Regions from separate parts of the Homo sapiens genome. Here region 1 is linked to region 2. Evidence: read pairs that join two places in POLR2A ChIA-PET (ENCODE). Cell type or tissue: B cell. All regions are shown on one strand. Links, peaks and the distances in the headings refer to the core of each region. The heading gives the core; the rest is flanking DNA.

The links. ChIA-PET counts read pairs that join two places held together with the same protein. Peaks named below come from ENCODE experiments on the same cell type or tissue, not always from the same donor. Only the 100,000 strongest peaks of a DNase experiment are listed, where the experiment ranks them.
Region 1: POLR2A ChIA-PET joins it to region 2 with 6 read pairs; 5 of 35 experiments call an interaction of 5 or more read pairs at or near these places.

What each region holds. Positions count from the first base shown.
Region 1 is chr17:5,200,755-5,209,087 of GRCh38, forward strand. It overlaps SCIMP (SLP adaptor and CSK interacting membrane protein), which reads right to left. Exons shown (of 5, transcript NM_207103.3): 5 at 8,166-8,333. All of the region lies in intron 1 of ZNF594-DT (ZNF594 divergent transcript), which reads left to right. Among named protein-coding and RNA genes, the nearest start is that of ZNF594-DT, 13 kb to the left of the region's middle. RefSeq lists a silencer at 7,675-7,854. In B cell, for the core only: no CTCF peak of the experiment used is centred there; no DNase peak of the experiment used is centred there; H3K27ac peaks cover 5,384 bases.
Region 2 is chr17:5,258,404-5,266,736 of GRCh38, forward strand. No RefSeq gene overlaps it. Among named protein-coding and RNA genes, the nearest start is that of RABEP1, 20 kb to the right of the region's middle. In B cell, for the core only: no CTCF peak of the experiment used is centred there; no DNase peak of the experiment used is centred there.

The sequences.
Region 1 (8,333 bases), core at 187-8,186, 58 kb before region 2:
TAGTTTATAGTTCACTTTGTAAATGAGAGTTTATTTTTACCAGTTTAGGGCTTTTTAAAATTATTCATAGAATATTTAATTGTTCAAGTGTAGCTGATCTAAAACTTTAATGGCATTAAATTTTGGCAATGGAATATGTTGATCAGGCTGGGCGCAGTGGCTCATGCCTGTAATCCTAACACTTTGTGAGGCCGAGACAGGTGGATCACCTGAGGTCAGGAGTTCGAGACCAGCCTGACCAATATGGCGAAACCCGATCTCTACTAAAAATACAAAAATTAGCCGGACGTGGTGGTGGGAGCCTATAATCCCAGCTAGAAAAAAAGAAATACGTTGGTCAATATGAGAGGTTGAGTTTTACAGTTGAAGGGGAAGGGTGCAGCGATATTAATTGGCTGTTTCTGACAGTAGTTTGGCACATAGTTGTATGTACACTCTGCTCCAGTAAAATGAAATGCGACCACAGTCAACGGTTACCTATTTATGCTGGAGGGTGTTTGGCAATCAACTGTTAATTTAAGTGAGATTCCATTCTGCCGCTTAGCCATGGCAGAGCACACACATGTGCACTCAGGGAAAGCAGATGGAATAGGTTATAAACAGAAGCAAACTCCAATTCAGGAGACATGTTCACGCAGAAATAGTACTATGATGCAACATACATCACAAAAACAAATGGAAATTGTGTTTGTTTGTTTTTGAGATACAGTCTTGCTCTTTCGCCAGGCCAGAGTGCAGTGGCACAATCTCAGCTCACTGCAACATCCATCTCCCAGGTTCAAGCGATTCTCCTGCCTCAGCCTCCCGAGTAGCTGGGACTACAGGTGCGCACAACCACGCCAGCTAATTTTTGTATTTTTAGTAGAGACGGGGTTTCATCATCTTGGCCAGGATGGTTTCGATCTCCTGACCTTATGATCCGCCTCAGCCTCCCAAAGTACTGGGATTACAGGCGTGAGCCATGGCGCCCGGCAAGAAATTTTTTTTTAAATCTGTCTTTAGGGGATTATCTAGCTATTAGTGGGGTTAAATGAGGGAACTGTCGCCTCGGCAGAAGAGATGGTCCACTGTATTCATTTGTCATAATAACCAGACTCCTGGAGTTACTGGGTTCTAAAGTTGTTGATACAGCATGAATAGGTTTGGATGTGGAGTTCTGTATGGAGGATCCTTTCAACGGGAAGATAAACCAAAATTGTTGGTCGTAGCCTTTTGGACTACTGACTTAAGAGATTATTTGAATCTCTTTAAAGAGTCAAAATTGGCTGGGCGCGGTGGCTCATGCCTGTAATCTCAGCACTTTGGGAGGCCAGGGCAGGTGGATTGCTTGAGGTCAGGAGCTCAAGACCAGGCTGGCCAACATAGTGAAACCCCATCTCTACTAAAATACAACGATTAGCCAGGTGTGGTGGTGGGCACCTGTAATCCCAGCTACTTGGGAGGCTGAGGCAAGATAATCGCTTGAACCTGGGAGGCGGAGGTTGCAGTGAGCTGAGATCGAGCCACTACACTCTCAGCCTGGGTGACAGAATGAGGCTCTGTCTCACACACAAAATAAGCCTGTATTGTTGTAAATAGATTGTGAAGGGTGATTCTGGTGAGGGCTCAGAAGAAGAGGAGAGCTACAGAGAAAGCCTCAGTTTTCTTAGAGATTACCTAAGAGGTTGTACCAGAAGGCTAGTAGAAGTATGGATGTTAAAGGCCATTCTGATGAGGTCTCAGATGGAAATGAAGAACATGTTATTGGAAACTGGCAGAAAAATGATCCTGATTATCTGGCAAAGAATGTGGCTGAATTGTATGTCCTAGTGTTTTATGGAAGGTAGAAATTCTGAGTGATGAAATAGGATATTCGGTGGAAAAAATATCTGAGTAAAGTGTTGAGAGTGCGGCAAAGCTTCTCTTGAATGCCTGTAGTAAAATGCTAGCAGAGAGAAACCAATTAAAGATGGTCTTTCTTTCTCTTTCTCTCTCTCTCTCTCTTTCTCTCTCTCTCTCTCTTTCTTTCTGAGACAGAGTTTTGCTCTTTTTGCCCAGGCTGGAGTGCAGTGGCGCGATCTTGGCTCACTGCAACCTCCACCTCCTGGGTTCAAGTGATTCTCCTGCCTCAGCCTCCTGAGTAGCTGGGATTACAGGTTTGTGCCACGACGCCTGGCTAATTCTGTATTTTTAGTAGAGACGGGGTTTCACCATGTTAGCCAGGCTGGTCTCGAACTTCTAACCTCAGGCGATGTGCCCTTCTCAGCCTCCCAAAATGCTGGGATGACAGGCATGAGCCACCGCCCCCGGCCAAAGATGTTATTTATGATTTAAAAAGCAGCAGAATTTAAATATTTAGAAATTTACCAACCTGCCCATGTTGTAAAGAATGAAAAAGCTTGTTGAAGAGAAAACACCAAGAATGTGACCAAGGAAACTTTTGATAAGGAGGTTAGTGTGGGGAGATGGAAGCCAGATGCTCAGCATCACAGCGAAGAAGGACCCTGAAACCATTCCGAAGATCTTTAGAGGCTGCCCTGCCCATCACAGGCCCAGAAAACTAGGACCTTGAAGTCAAAGCGATTTCAAGGCTCTGCTCCCTGCATTCTGGTGCAGGGCTCCTGGCATACCCTAGCTGTGACTCAAGTGGGCCCAGCTGTGACTCAGGCCATCCCTCTGGGAGGCATAGACAGTAAAGCATGGTGGTGTCCAAGCAGTTTTATCTCCACAGCTGCGCAAAGTGCATGGGCTGTGAGGGCATTGCTACCTCTACCTAGATTTCAAAGGATTCCTGGGGGAATCTTGAGGCCCAGACGGAGCACCGCCAAAGGGGCAGGGCCACTGCGGAGAGCCCCCACTAGGGCAATGCCCAGCACAGCCATGGGGACGGGGGTGCCTCCAAGACCCCAGAATGTTAGGGCCACCAGCGTGCAACTCCAGCCTGGGAAAGCTGCAGGTCCGAGACTCCAACTCATGAAAGCTGCAGAGTGGGCTGTGCCCAGCAAAGCCATGGGGGGGCCGCCCCGAGTCTTGGAGGCCCAACCCCCATCCCAATATCTGGGGGGTAGGACGTCAAGTCAAACATTATTCTCAAACCTTAAGACTTAATGTTGTTTGCCATGTTGAGTTTCGGACTTACTTGGGACCCATCACCCCTTTCTTCTTTCCTATTTCTCCCTTTTGGAATGGAAATTTCTATCCTATGTCAGTCCCACCATTGTATTTTGGAAGCATACTTACATTGTATAAGTAGTTTGATTTCACAGGCTCATAATTGGAGAGCAATTTGCCTCAGGATGAATCATATCTTGACTTTTGCCCAGACTTGGAATGAGTCAACATTTAGTTGAGATGTTGACTTAGACTTTAAAGCTGTTATTGGAATGAGTTAAGACTTTTAGGGCTATTGGGATGGAATAAATCTATTTTGCATTTGAGAAGGACATGGATTTTGTGAGGTCATGGGCAGAATGCTATGGTCTATGTTTGTGTCCCCACAGAATTCGTATGTTGAAATCTAACCCCCAAGATGATGGTATTAAGAAGCAGGGTGTTTGGGGTGATTAGATCATGAGGGCCCTGCCCTCATGAATGGGATGAATGCCCTTATGAAAGAGGACCCAGGCTGGGTGCGGTGGCTCATACCTGTAATCCCAGCATTTAGGGAGGCTGAGACAAGAGGATTATTTGAGTCCAGGAGTTCAAGACCAGCCTGGGCAACATAGTGAGACTCCATCTTTACCAAAAAAAAGGAAGAAAGAAAGAAAAAAAATAGGCCGGGCGCGGTGACTCATGCCTGTAATCCCAGCATTTTGGGAGGCCGAGGCAGGTGGATCATGAGGTCAGGAGATCAGGACCATCCTGGCTAACATGGTGAAACCCTGTCTCTACTAAAAAAATGCAAAAAAATTATCCAGTTGTGGTGGCAGGTGCCTGTAGTCCCAGCTACTTGGGCGGCTGAAGCAGGAGAATGGTGTGAACCCAGGAGGTGGAGCTTGCAGTGAGCTGAGATCATGCCACTGCACTCCAGACTGGGCGACAGAGCAAGACTCCGTCTCAAAAAAAAAAAAAAAAAAACAGCCAGGTGTGGTGGCATGTGCCTGTAGTTCCAGCTACTCAGGAGGCTGAGGTGAGAGGATCACCTGAACCCAGGAGTTTGAGGCTGCAGTGAGCTATGATTGTGCTGCTGCACTCCAGCCTGGGTGACAAAGTAAGACTCTGTCTCAAAAAATAAAATAATATAAAAGAGGCCCCAGAAAGCTGTCTTCCCCTTCTATCATGTGAAGACACGGTGAGAAGGTGTGAAGCACAGAGTGAGCCCTCACCAAACACCAAATCTGCTGGCGCCTTGATCTTGGACTCCCCAGCCTCCAGAACTCTCAGCAACATTTCTGTTTTTAACAAATTATCCAGTCTAAGGAATTTTGTTATAGTAGACCAAATGGACTAAAACCCTGGGTATGTGGACCACTCCAGGCCAATGAGACATTAGGGAAAGTTGCTGGGGGCTCACCTCCCTAATAAAACGATACAGCCAGGCGCGGTGGCTCACATCTGTAATCCCAGCATGTTGGTAGGCTGAGGCAGGTGGATCATGAGGTCAAGAGATCAAGATCATCCTGGCCAACATGGTGAAACCCTGTCTCTACTAAAAATACAAAAATTAGCTGGGTGTGGTGGTCCCAGCTACTCAGGAGGCTTAGGCAGGAGAATCGCTTGAACCCAGGAGGCAGAGGTTGCAGTGAGCCAAGGTCGCACCACTGCACTCCAGCCTGGTGACAGAATGAGACTCCATCTCAAAAAAAAAAAAAAAAAAGATACATGTTAGTAATGCACATTTTCTTTCTAACTTTGAATGTTATCATGTACAGATGCTTGGAGCTGTGGCAGCTATTTTGCCACCATGAGGATAAGGCTAAGCAATTTGAAATTAGTCCACACCCCTAAATTATGGAGCTGCTGAATTCTGGAGTGTTTACCTCTAGACTTCTTGCTTTGTGAAATTATAAACTCCTCATTGTGTAAGTTATCTTTAGTTGGATAGTCTGTTCTTTGCAGCCTAAAGCATCCTATCGAATACACATGATTTGTAAAATTTGTTGTTGGTAATACCAGTGCATTTCCTGAAAACAATCTTGTTTGTATTGCAAAGAAGATCAGATAGTAATTATTATAAGGAAAACTATAATCCACTGATTTGTGGTATGAGTAAAGCATCAGTTCTTTTTTTTTTTTCAAGACAGAGTCACTCTATCGCCCAGGCTGGGGCACAGTGGTGCGATTTCGGCTCACTGCAACCTCCACCTTCCAGCTTCAAGTGATTCTCCTGTCTCAGCTTCCTGAGTAGCTGGGATTACAGGCGCCCGCCACCATGCCCAGCTAATTTTAGTATTTTTAGTAGAGATGGGGTTTCACTATGTTGGCCAGGCTAGTCTCAAACTCCTGACCTCAAGTGATCCGCCTGCCTTGGCCTCCTAAAGTGCTGAGATTACAGGCATGAGCCACCGCACCTGGCCAAGCATCAGTTCTTAAAACAGTTAAGGTGGCAGAACAGGAGTTCTTTCAAAATGATGATTTTCAGTATTTGTGGGTATTTCAACATCATCATAGTCATCTTCAGGTTCAATATAGCTCAGGATGGAAACTATCTCCTTATTTCTTTTTTTTTTTTTTTTGAGACAGAGTCTCACTGTTGCCCAGGCTGGAGTGCAATGTCATGATCTTGGCTCATTGCAACTCTGCCTCCCAGATTCAAGCAATTCTCCTGCCTCAGCTTCCCAAGTAGCTGGAATTACAGGTGCCCGCCACCATGCCCGGCTAATTTTTTGTATTGTTAGTAGACACGGGGTTTCACCATCTTGGCCAGGCTGGTCTCGAACTCCTGACCCCCGGTGATCCACCTGCCTCGGCCTCCCAAAGTGCTGGGATTCCAGGCGTGAGTCACTGCGCCCAGCCCTTATTTCTAACTTTATTTATTGATGAGTATGTATTCAATAGGTAACTTGGGGATTCCTGTGGTGCTGGACTATACAAAAAGATCCTATTAAATCTTGATATATTTAAATCTCATCCAAACTGGTAACAATTTCCCTAGTAGAAAACTTGGCTTTATTATACGTTCCCAGTATAAAATCTCAGCCAAATTACACATGTCCAGAGGAAAAAAAATTGTTTTGTCAAACCAATTGGTAGATTTTCCATGAATGTTCAACAGTCAATAAATATTGCCTACCATGTGCCAGGTTTTGTGCTGGACATTGGGAATACAGCACTGAGACAATTTCCATCCCAAAGGAGCCCCCAGATTAGAAAGGAGGATGGAAAGTAACCAGGTAATTATAATTATAATATATAATAATTATAATACAAAGGGAGAAGTATTTCCATAGGGCCAAGTATGGGAGCTGTGAGAGCTCAGAGTTCATTGATTCATTCATTCAACCCAGTTGATTATTCAACATATTTATTGAGCATCTACAATGTACCTGGGCACTGTGCTAGGAACAGGGAAAACAGTAGAGGAAAGAAGGACACATTCCCTGCCCTCATGTTGCTTTGGGTCTAGTGGAGGAGAGAGACAGATAAGCAATAATTATAACATGCTAATGCTATGAAAGGAGAGCATCCAGGAGGCACCAACCCAAGTTGGGTCATGAGGAAAGGGTAGCCAAGATGAAATGGGAAGGATCCAAAGGTGGGGAAGAATGTTTCATACAGAGGAATAGCGCTGTGCACAGGGCAAGAGGGACCATAGTGAAGGTCATTTTATTTTATTATTATTATTTTTTTTTTGAGATGGAGTCTTGCTCTGTCACCCAGGCTAGAGTGCAGTGGTGCAACCTAGGCTCACTGCAACCTCTGCCTCCCAGGTTCAGGTGATTCTCCTGCCTCAGCCTCCCGAGTAGCTGGGATTACAGGCATGTGCCACCACACCCGGCTGCGTTTTGTATTTTTAGTAGAGACGGGGTTTCACCATCTTGGCTAGGCTGGTCTCAAACTCCTGACCTCATGATTCACCCACCTCGGCCTCCCAAAGTGCTGGGATTACAGGTGTGAGCCACTGCGCCCGGCCTGTGAAGGTCATTTTAAGTGGCTGGAGCAAAAAACTTGGGCAGAGTGGAGGTTGCAAGGGGGTTGGGGGAGAAGAGTTTGGCAAAAGATAATCAGTGACCAGATCCTGACAAATCTTGTAAGCCATGTTAAAGAGTTTGGTCTTTTTCTGGGGTTAACGGGCAAAGAGAAGATTTAAGCAAAGGAATGAAGTGGTCAGATGTTCACTTTAGGAAGTCACTGGGTGCCATGTAGAAAGTGGACGGCAGGTGAGGTGCCAGAGGCAGGGGAGCAGTCAGGGGGCTGTTGATATTCTCCTGGCAAGCGCTGGCAATTGTCTGACCTCAGAACAGTGACGGAGAGACGTGGACTCATTGGAGAACCACGTGGGAGGCACAAGTAACATGGGGAGCTCTGGAAACAAAGCAGTGTGGGGAGAAGGATACTAGTTTCTGACTTCAGCAACTAAGAAGATAGTAGAGCACAAGACATTTGGGACTGGAGGTAGGTCATCAGTTCCTTTTGGTGTTTGCTGAACTTGAGGGGGTGTGTGGGGCAGTCACAACGAGATGTCTTAGAGGCAACCCAGCTGGGGAGAAAGAGCTCAGCTGAAGTCAGAATAGAGGGGGCAGCTGGGCGTGGTGGCTCACACTTGTAATCCCAGCACTTTGGGAGGCTGAGGCAAGCGGATCACTTGAGGTCAGGAGTTCAAGACCAGCCTGGCCAGCATGGTGAAACCCCGTCTCTACTAAAAACAAACAGAAAATTAGCCGGGTGCAGGCGTGTTGGCACACACCTGTAATCCCAGCTACTCAGGAGGCTGAGGCAGGAGAATCGCTTGAACTTGGGAGGGGGAGGTTGCAGTGAGCTGAGATTGTGCCACTACACTCCAGCGTGAGTGACAGAATGAGACTCAGTCTCAAAAAAAAAAAAAAGGAGGGGCCCACTGAGCTCATGGACATTGGTGAGATCACTCGTGAGTGTTGGAGGCAGATGGGCAGAGACACAGGGACAGAACCTGAGGAAGACCAGCATTGAAGAGATGCTTCAGAAAGAGTGGGTGGCCCCAAAATGAGACGGAGACAGGAGGAGAACCAGGAGAGGGTGGCGTCCCAGAAACCAAGGAAGAATCAACATTTGTCTGGCATTTGTTTTTAACTTTTGTCATAGTCATGGAGGGTTTACAGAACATTTATAAGACGAAAGCATGTGTTTGAAACACTCCAATCCTTTGGCTTATTTTTGTTCTATAATTTGGGAAGAGTCCTCTCTTTGGCTGGTGGGATACCAGAGTCCCATAAGGC
Region 2 (8,333 bases), core at 301-8,300:
GAGGTGGAAAAAGCTCTGATGTAGCCTATAGCAGGTATTGAACATGAGATCCTTGATTTTCCTGCCTAATGGCCTCCAATGGCCTCTCATTGCATCAGAAAAAAATCCACATCCAGGCCAGGCGCGGTGGCTCACGCCTGTAATCCCAGCACTTTGGGAGGCCGAGGCGGGTGGATGACCTGAGATCAAGACCAGCCCAGCTAACATAGTGAAACCCTGTCTCTACTAAAAATACAAAAATTAGCCAGGCATGGTGGCACGGGCCTGTAATCCCAGCTACTTGAAAGGCTGAGGCAGGAGAATCGCTTGAACCTGGCAGGCAGAGGTTGCAGTGAGCTGAGTTTGAGCCACTGCACTCCAGCCTGGGCAACAGAGCGAGACTCCATTTCAAAAAAAAAAAAAAAAAACTTCTGTTTTTTTCAAAGCTCAATTAACAACTTTTTCTTAACTAATTTATTACTGAATTTAATGAAGGTCCATCCTCATTGGCTAAGTGATTTGCATTATGTAAACATAGAAAAATTTCATTACTGCCTTGTAGGAACTTAAATTAGAAGAAAAACCAAACTCACAGAATGCAGCGGCGGCAGCAGTAGCAGAATAATAGTATTCTGAAAAAGGGTTGGACTTACTGCCACAAAATTCTGATTATAGACTTGGCAGTCACTCATTCTCTGCGTCCAGCCTTCAGCTTTTGGAGGCTGCTTTCTTCATTTGCAAAATGGAGACTAGAAAACAACAAAACAAGACAAAACAAACAACAAACAAAAAACCACTAATGCATGAGGTCTGAAAAACAAAGGTGGGATTGCTGAGAGTGAAGGGAAGAATAATGAGCCAAGGTAAATAAAATGAGAGGTTAGGCTAATGTATACACCTCAGATTCCACCCGCTTTACTCTCTTCCATAGTCCACAACTATATGCTGGAGAATGAATTGACACTGATCACTGAAGGAAAAGCGTAGTTGCATGACGGAAAGGATGACCACAATCATCTCACCTCTCCAATTCAATAACGATCTTAAGGTGCTATCATATGCAATGAGACAAGAAAAACAAACAAGAGGTCCATTTGCTAGAAATGTAGACTCAAAATTATAAGACTCAAAACTTTAATCCAACCCTGGTTTAAAACAACAACAGCAACTATTGGTCACAATAATATTTGATAAGAAGCCTGGAGAGGAAACCTATTTTTGCCAAAATTATTTGAGAATGCAAGTGTTGTTCTGGTTGTTATCATGTTGGCAAGAGAAGGAAGAAAATGTTAGGCCAGGCACAGTGGCTCACGCCTATAATTTCAGCACTTTGGGAGGCTGAGATGGACGGATCACTTGAGCCCAGGAGTTCAAGACCAGCCTGGGCAACATGGTGAAATGCTGCCTCTATGTAAAATTTAAAAAGTAAGCTGGACATGGTGGCATGCACCTGTTATTCAGTAGGCTGAGGTGGAAGGATAGATTGAGCCTGAAGGCTGCAGTAAGCCATAATTGTGCCACTGTACTCCAGCCTGAGTGACAGAACAAGACCCTGTCTAAAAAAAGAAAGAAAAAGAAAAGGTTAGCACTGTTGGGGATTAGCCAGGTGTCACCAAAGATCTGATTTATAATTAAACTATACTTGCTTGCTTCTTTGTCACTGCGATGACAGTTCCTCTCAGCATGTTTACTCGTCTTCAGGGAGAAGGAAGTAAAGAGGCTCCAAGAGATATTAATCTGTTAGAGTCCAAGAGGTTTTTTGTTTTTGTTTAATCTCACAGGAATGCAAGCTTTAACCACGAGTTTGGGAATCATAAAACTTGTGGCCGGGCGCGGTGGCTCACGTCTGTAATCCCAGCACTTTGGGAGGCTGAGGTGGGTGGATCACAAGGTCAGGAGATCGAGACCATCCTGGCTAACACGGCGAAACCCCGTCTCTACTAAAAATACAAAAAATTAGCCAGGCGCGGTGGTGGGCGCCTGTAGTCCCAGCTACTCGGGAGGCTGAGGCAGGAGAATGGCATGAACGCAGGAGGCAGAGCTTGCAGTGAGCCGAGATCGCGCCACTGCACTCCAGCCTGGGCGACAGAGTGAGACTCCGTCTCAAAAAAAAAAAAAACAAACAAAAAACTTGTAAAATATATTTATTATGGCAAATTGTATTTGCTCATTTAGGCCCCAAAATATGCTTGTAAAAAATTGAACTTGCCCACTCAACTTGTAAATGAATTCAGTGGTTTTATGATAATTCATGTGTCATTTTATAAGGAGGTATTCACATTGCATAGACATTGATGGGCTCAGTGAATGGCTGGGATAGCTGGAGAACCAGGTTTGAGGTTATGTAGTAAAAACCACAACCAAAATTATGATGTAGAACTGGTCTGGTGAGGATATCTCTGCTGCATTCCAGAGGGGTAGGTGCTGGAATGATGCTGCTGATGGCACTGGGAACTGCAGGCCACCACTGGCACTGTTGCCACTACTGCCACCATCTCTACCGCTGCCAGTGGAGGTGTTCCACTGCTCCTGTTTATTCCTGAGCTCCAAATGCAAAATTTAAGATAGTGCATCTGATTACATACACCTAGGTCATGTGCTCAGTCCTAGCTGCAAAGAAGGTTGGGAAAGTAGGTATCTGGCAGTTTCAGCATTGATGTTGGGAGGACAGTTATGCCATTCACCAGGCCTGTTAGGATGGGGAAAGGGGTTCCAATGGGCAGATCACGAGGTCAGGAGTTCCAGACCAGCCTGACCAACATGGTGAAACCCCATCTCTACTAAAAATACAAAAATTAGCCAGGCATGGTGGTACACACCTGTAATCCCAGCTACTCAAGAGGCTGAGGCAGGATAATTGCTCGAACCCGGGAGGCGGACGTCGCAGTGAGCCGAGATCATGCCACTGCACCCCAGCCTGGGTGACAGAGTGAGACTCTGTCTCAAAAAAAAAAAAAGAAAAGAAAAAGACAGGGGTTCTGAGTGTGAGCAGCCAGTAAGAGTAATACAAGAGTAATACGAGTCTAATATATCTGGTTAAGCCCAACTATCCTTACTCTGCACCTGTGCCCAAACAAGTGAATGTCGTAAGCAAAATCACTTCTCCATGCAGATTAAATCATTTTAAATTTATGACCTCAAGTCTCAAGTGAACTGCAACACAGCCAGACTATTCTATTTCTATCCACTTTCTAATAAACTAATTTTTCTACTTTCTGAGGCACTATTTCATATTACTCCCCCCACAAATCTCCAACATTTCCTCCTCAATTCAATGGTGTTTTTGTTAGTGATCCCTAGAGAAAACAGATGCAATCAGAGGAGGTCTATTGATCTTCTCTTTCCACAAATGCAACCTTTCCACTAGTGCTCTGAATCCAATCCCCTCTCACTGACTCAGAATTTGCTCCTGTAATCTTCCCTCTTTTTATTTTTGATAGACGTCTCGCTCTGTCACCCAGGCTGGATTGCAATGGCACAATCTCGGCTTACTGCAACCTCTGTCTCCTGGGTTCAAGCGATTCTCGCACCTCAGCCTCCTGAGTACCTGGGATTACAGGTGTGTGCCACCATGCCCGGCTAATTTTTGTATTTTTAGTAGAGACAGGATTTCGCTATGTTGGCCAGGCTGGTCTCGAACTCCTGACCTCGTGATCTGCCCATCTCTGCTTCCCAAAGTGCTGGGATTACAGGCGTGAGCCACTGCGTCCGGCCAATCTTCCCTCTTTCATACTCCAGTGGATCTTTCCCATTGGTATAGAAACATATCTTAGCTGTGTGCAGTAGCTCATGCTTGTAATCTCAGTACTTTGAGAGGCCTAGTCAGGAGGATCGCTTAAGCCCAGGAGTTCGAGACCAGCCTGGCCAATGTGGTGAAACCCTGTCTCTACAAAAACTACAAATATTAGCCAGTGTAGTGGTGCGTGTCTATAGTCCCAGCTACTTGGGGGGCTGAAGTGGGAGGATCATTTGAGTCCAGGAGTGCCACTGCACTCTGGGCAACAGAGTGAGATCCTGTCTCAAAAAACAAAAAAACAAACAACAACAAAAAGATGTTTTAATATCACTCATCTCCAAAGACATAAAACAAAAACCTGCTTCAAGCCCATGTCCTCTTTCAACTCTCGACTCTGTTCTCTTTCCAAATCAACCTTGTCATTACAGTGGTCTATTCTGTTCTCATTCTTCCTCATCTGCAACTTTTTCTCAAGCCACTTCAATTGGGCTTTTGTTCTCATTATTTAATCAAGGTCTTTAATGACCTGTACATCTTGCCAAAACCAATGTTTGCTTGTTTAATTTTTCTGTTGGCATCTTATTGAACTTCTTAGCAGCATTCGAAGCAGTTGAAAACTTTGTCCTTCATGAAATACATTCTTTTTGAGCTTCCATGGCTTCAAGCCTCCCTGGTTTTTCTCCTTGTCAATCTACTTGGCTTCCCAGGACTCTGTCCTTAGCAGCCTTCTCTCCTCTATCTACATTCACTCCCTAAGTGATTTCCAGCCCCTTTGCTTAATTTACTTTTTCCATGAATTTTATCACATTTCACCTTTATCATATTTCTCTTATTTTGAAAAATCTCAAACTTAACAAAAAGTAGGAAAAATAATAACTATGAACACCCATATACTCTTCCATAAAATTCATAAATTGCTAATTTGCCAACATTTGTGCACATCCTCTTTCTTCCTTTTTTCCTCACCTCTCCCCATTGTCCCACAGAGTTTACTTTTTACTGGAACATTTGAAATCAAGTTAGTTTTTTTTTTTTTTTTTTTTTTTGAGACGGAGTCTCACTCTGTCAACCAGGCTAGAGTGCAGTGGTGCGATCTCGGCTCACTGCAAGCTCCGCCTCCTGGGTTCACGCCATTCTCCTGCCTCAGCCTCCCGAGTAGCTGGGACTACAGGTGCCTGCCACCACGCCCGGCTCATATTTTTGGTATTTTTAGTAGAGATGGGGTTTCACTGCGTTAGCCAGGATGGTCCCGATCTCCTGACCTCGTGATCTGCCCACCTCGGCCTCCAAAAGTGCTGGGATTACAGGCATGAGCCACCGCCCCCGGCCAGTTTGTTTGTTTGTTTTTTTTTCTGAGACAGAGTCTCACCCACTTCAGCCTCCCAAAGTGCTGGGATTACAGGTGCGAGCCACCATGTCCGGCCTGAAGATACTTAGTTGTCACAGCTGGAAAGGTGTTACTGGCATCCAGTGGGCAGGAGCCAGGTATACTGCTAAACATCTTACAAAGCACAGGACAGTTCCCAAAACAAAGAATGACTCAGCCCAAAATGTCAGTAGTGCTGAGGTTGAGAAAACCTAGTCCAGATTTATTTGATTGTTTGTTCATGATTAGGTTCAGATTCAACGTTTTTGGTTGAGAAAACTACCCGAATGATATTACGGCCTGTAATCCCAGCACTCTGAAAGGCCCAGGTGGGTGGATCACTTGAGCTCAGGAGTTTGAGACCAGCTTGGCGAACATGGTGAAACACTGTCTCTACTAAAAATACAAAAATTAGCCGGGCGTGGTGGCACGTGTATGTCATTCCAGTTAGGAGGTTGAGGCACGAGAATCATTTGAACCCGGGAGGTGGAGGTTGCAGTGAGCCGAGATTGTGCCACTGCACTCCAACATGGGTGACAGAGAGAGATACTGTCTTTAAAAAAAAAAAAAAAAAAAAAAAAAGCAATAGCCGAGGCCAGGCGAGGTGGCTCACACCTGTAATCCCAGCACTTCGGGAGGCCTAGGTGGGTGGATCACCTGAGGTCGGGAGTTCGAGACCAGCCTGACCAACATGGAGAAACTCCGTCTCTACTAAAAATACACAATTAGCCGGGAGTGGTGGTGGCGCAGGTCTGTAATCCCAGCTACTCGGGAGGCTGAGGCAGGAGAATCACTTCCAGCTACTCAGAAGCCTGAGGCAGGAGGTTACGGTAAGCTGAGATTGCACCACTGCACTCCAGTCTGGGTGACAGAACGAGATTCTATCGCGTTGATAATGGAGTGCCACTGCACTCCAGCCTGGGCAACAAGAGCGAAACTCCGTCTCAAAAAAAAAAAAAAAATCCCAGCTACTCGGAAGGCTGAGGCAGGAGAATCACTTGAACCCGGGAGGCGGCTGTGTCAGTAAGCCGAAATCTCACCACTGCATTCCAGCCTGGGTGACAGAGTGAGACTCCGTCTCAAAAAAAAAAAAAAAAAGAAGAAAAAAAAAGCAACAGCCTAGCAGCCACTGGAGGGGACAGTGAGAGGTGAGAGATTGGTGCCTTCTCGGGTCTTTCCTGGGCATGTGCACAGCCCTGCCCACGCATGTATCCTTCCAGTCTCAAGAATAAGTCAGAGATCATCAAACTCCTAATGCAGAGAACTGTCACTATTTGATCTATCTGTCAGCTCCCTGAAAATCTCTACTCCTAGGGCTTGTCTTTATTTGAACAGACTCAGAACAGGCTCCATGCAAACGATCCTATCCTATGGCATTTGTTGAAAAAAAAAAAAAAAAAAAAAAAAAAACAGCTGCAATTGCTTAACATTGCAGCTACCCAAGGTGGTAATGCCAGCTGGGGCTAACAAGAAGATGATCAAAGAGTTTAAAAGGAAAAGCTGGGGAATGAGATGTCCATAGAGGGCTTTGATAATCTCTGACTTATTCTTAGGACTCTAGAAGGACACATGTACACACAGGGCTGTGCACATGCCCAAGAAAGCCCTGAGAAGGCCCCAAAATCTCATCTCTGATCGGCCTTGAGGCTATGCACAAACAGGAAGTGAGGGATAGGAGAGAGTCATAAACTGTCTCCTGGAGCATTGCAGGTGTGATCCAACATACACACTGAGCCCCTTGGCAAAAGCTGTGAAGCTTATTGGTTCAAGGCAATTAAGAATATCTGGCCGGGCAAAGTAGCTCACGCCAGTAATCCCAGCACTTTGGGAGGCCGAGGAGGGCGGATCGCCTAAGGTCAGGAGTTCGAGACCGGCCTGACCAACATGGAGAAACCCTGTCTGTACAAAAAATACAAAAAAATTAGCCGGGGGTGGTGGCGCATGCCTGTAATCTCAGCTACTCGGGAGGCTGCGGCAGGAGAATAGCTTGAACCTGGGAGGCGGAGGTTGCAGTGAGCCAAGATCGCGCCACTGCACACCAGCCTGGGCGACAGAGCGAGACTCTGTCTAAAAAAAAAACAAAAAACAAAAATCCATTGTATTTTCTAGCCTGGGCAGCATGGTGAAACCCCATCTCTACAAAAAATACAAAAAGTAGCCTGATGTGGTGGCACATGCCTATAGTCCCAGCTACACAGATGGCTGAGATAGGAGGGTTGCTTGAGCCTAAGAGGTCAAGGCTGCAGTAAGCCGAGGTCACACTGCTGCACTCCAGCCTGGGCAACAGAGTGAGACTCTGTCTTTAAAGAATTTTGTTTCAGCCGGGCGCAGTGGCTCATGCCTGTAATCCCAGCACTTTGGGAGGCCGAGGTGGGCAGATCACAAGGTCAGGAGATCGAGCCCATCCTGGCTAACATGGTGAAACCCCATCTCTACTAAAAATACAAAAAAATTGCCAGGTGTGGTGGGGGGCGCCTGTAGTCCCAGCTACTCGGGAGGCTGAGGCAGGAGAATGGCGTGAACCTGGGAGGCGGAGCTTGCAGTGGGCCGAGATTGCGCCACTGCACTCCAGCCTGGGCAGCAGAGCAAGACTCCATCTCAAAAAAAAAAAAAAATCTAAAAATATAATTCAGAAATCAATTTTGTTTAAAAGGGCTGAAAACAATGAAATACTTAGGGATAAATTTAACAAAAGAAGTACCAAATCTATACTCTAAAAACAATAAAATATTGGCCAGGTGTAGTGGCTCACGCCTGTAATCCCAGCACTTTGGGAGGCCAAGGTGGGCAGATCACCTGAGGTCAGGAGTTTGAGACCAGCCTGGCTAACATGGTGAAACCCTGTTTCTACTAAAAATACAAAAATTAGCTGGGCATGGTGGCAGGCACCTGTAATCCCAGCTACTCAGGAGGCTGAGGCAGGAGAATCGCTTGAACCCGGGAGGCAGAGGTTGCAGTGAACTGAGATTGCGCCATTGCACTCCAGCTTTGGCAACAAGAGCGAAACTCTGTCTCAAAAAAAAAAACCAAACAAAAAAACTGCCGGGCACGGTAGCTCATGCCTGTAATCCCAGCACTTTGGGAGGCTGAAGTGGGCGGATCAGGAGGTCAGGAGATCAAGACCATCCTGGCCAACATGGCGAAACCCCATCTCTACTAAAAATACAAAAATTAGCTCGGCGTGGTGGCGCGTGCCTGTAATCCCAGCTACTCAGGAGGCTGAGGCAGGAAAATCACCTGAACTTGGGAGGC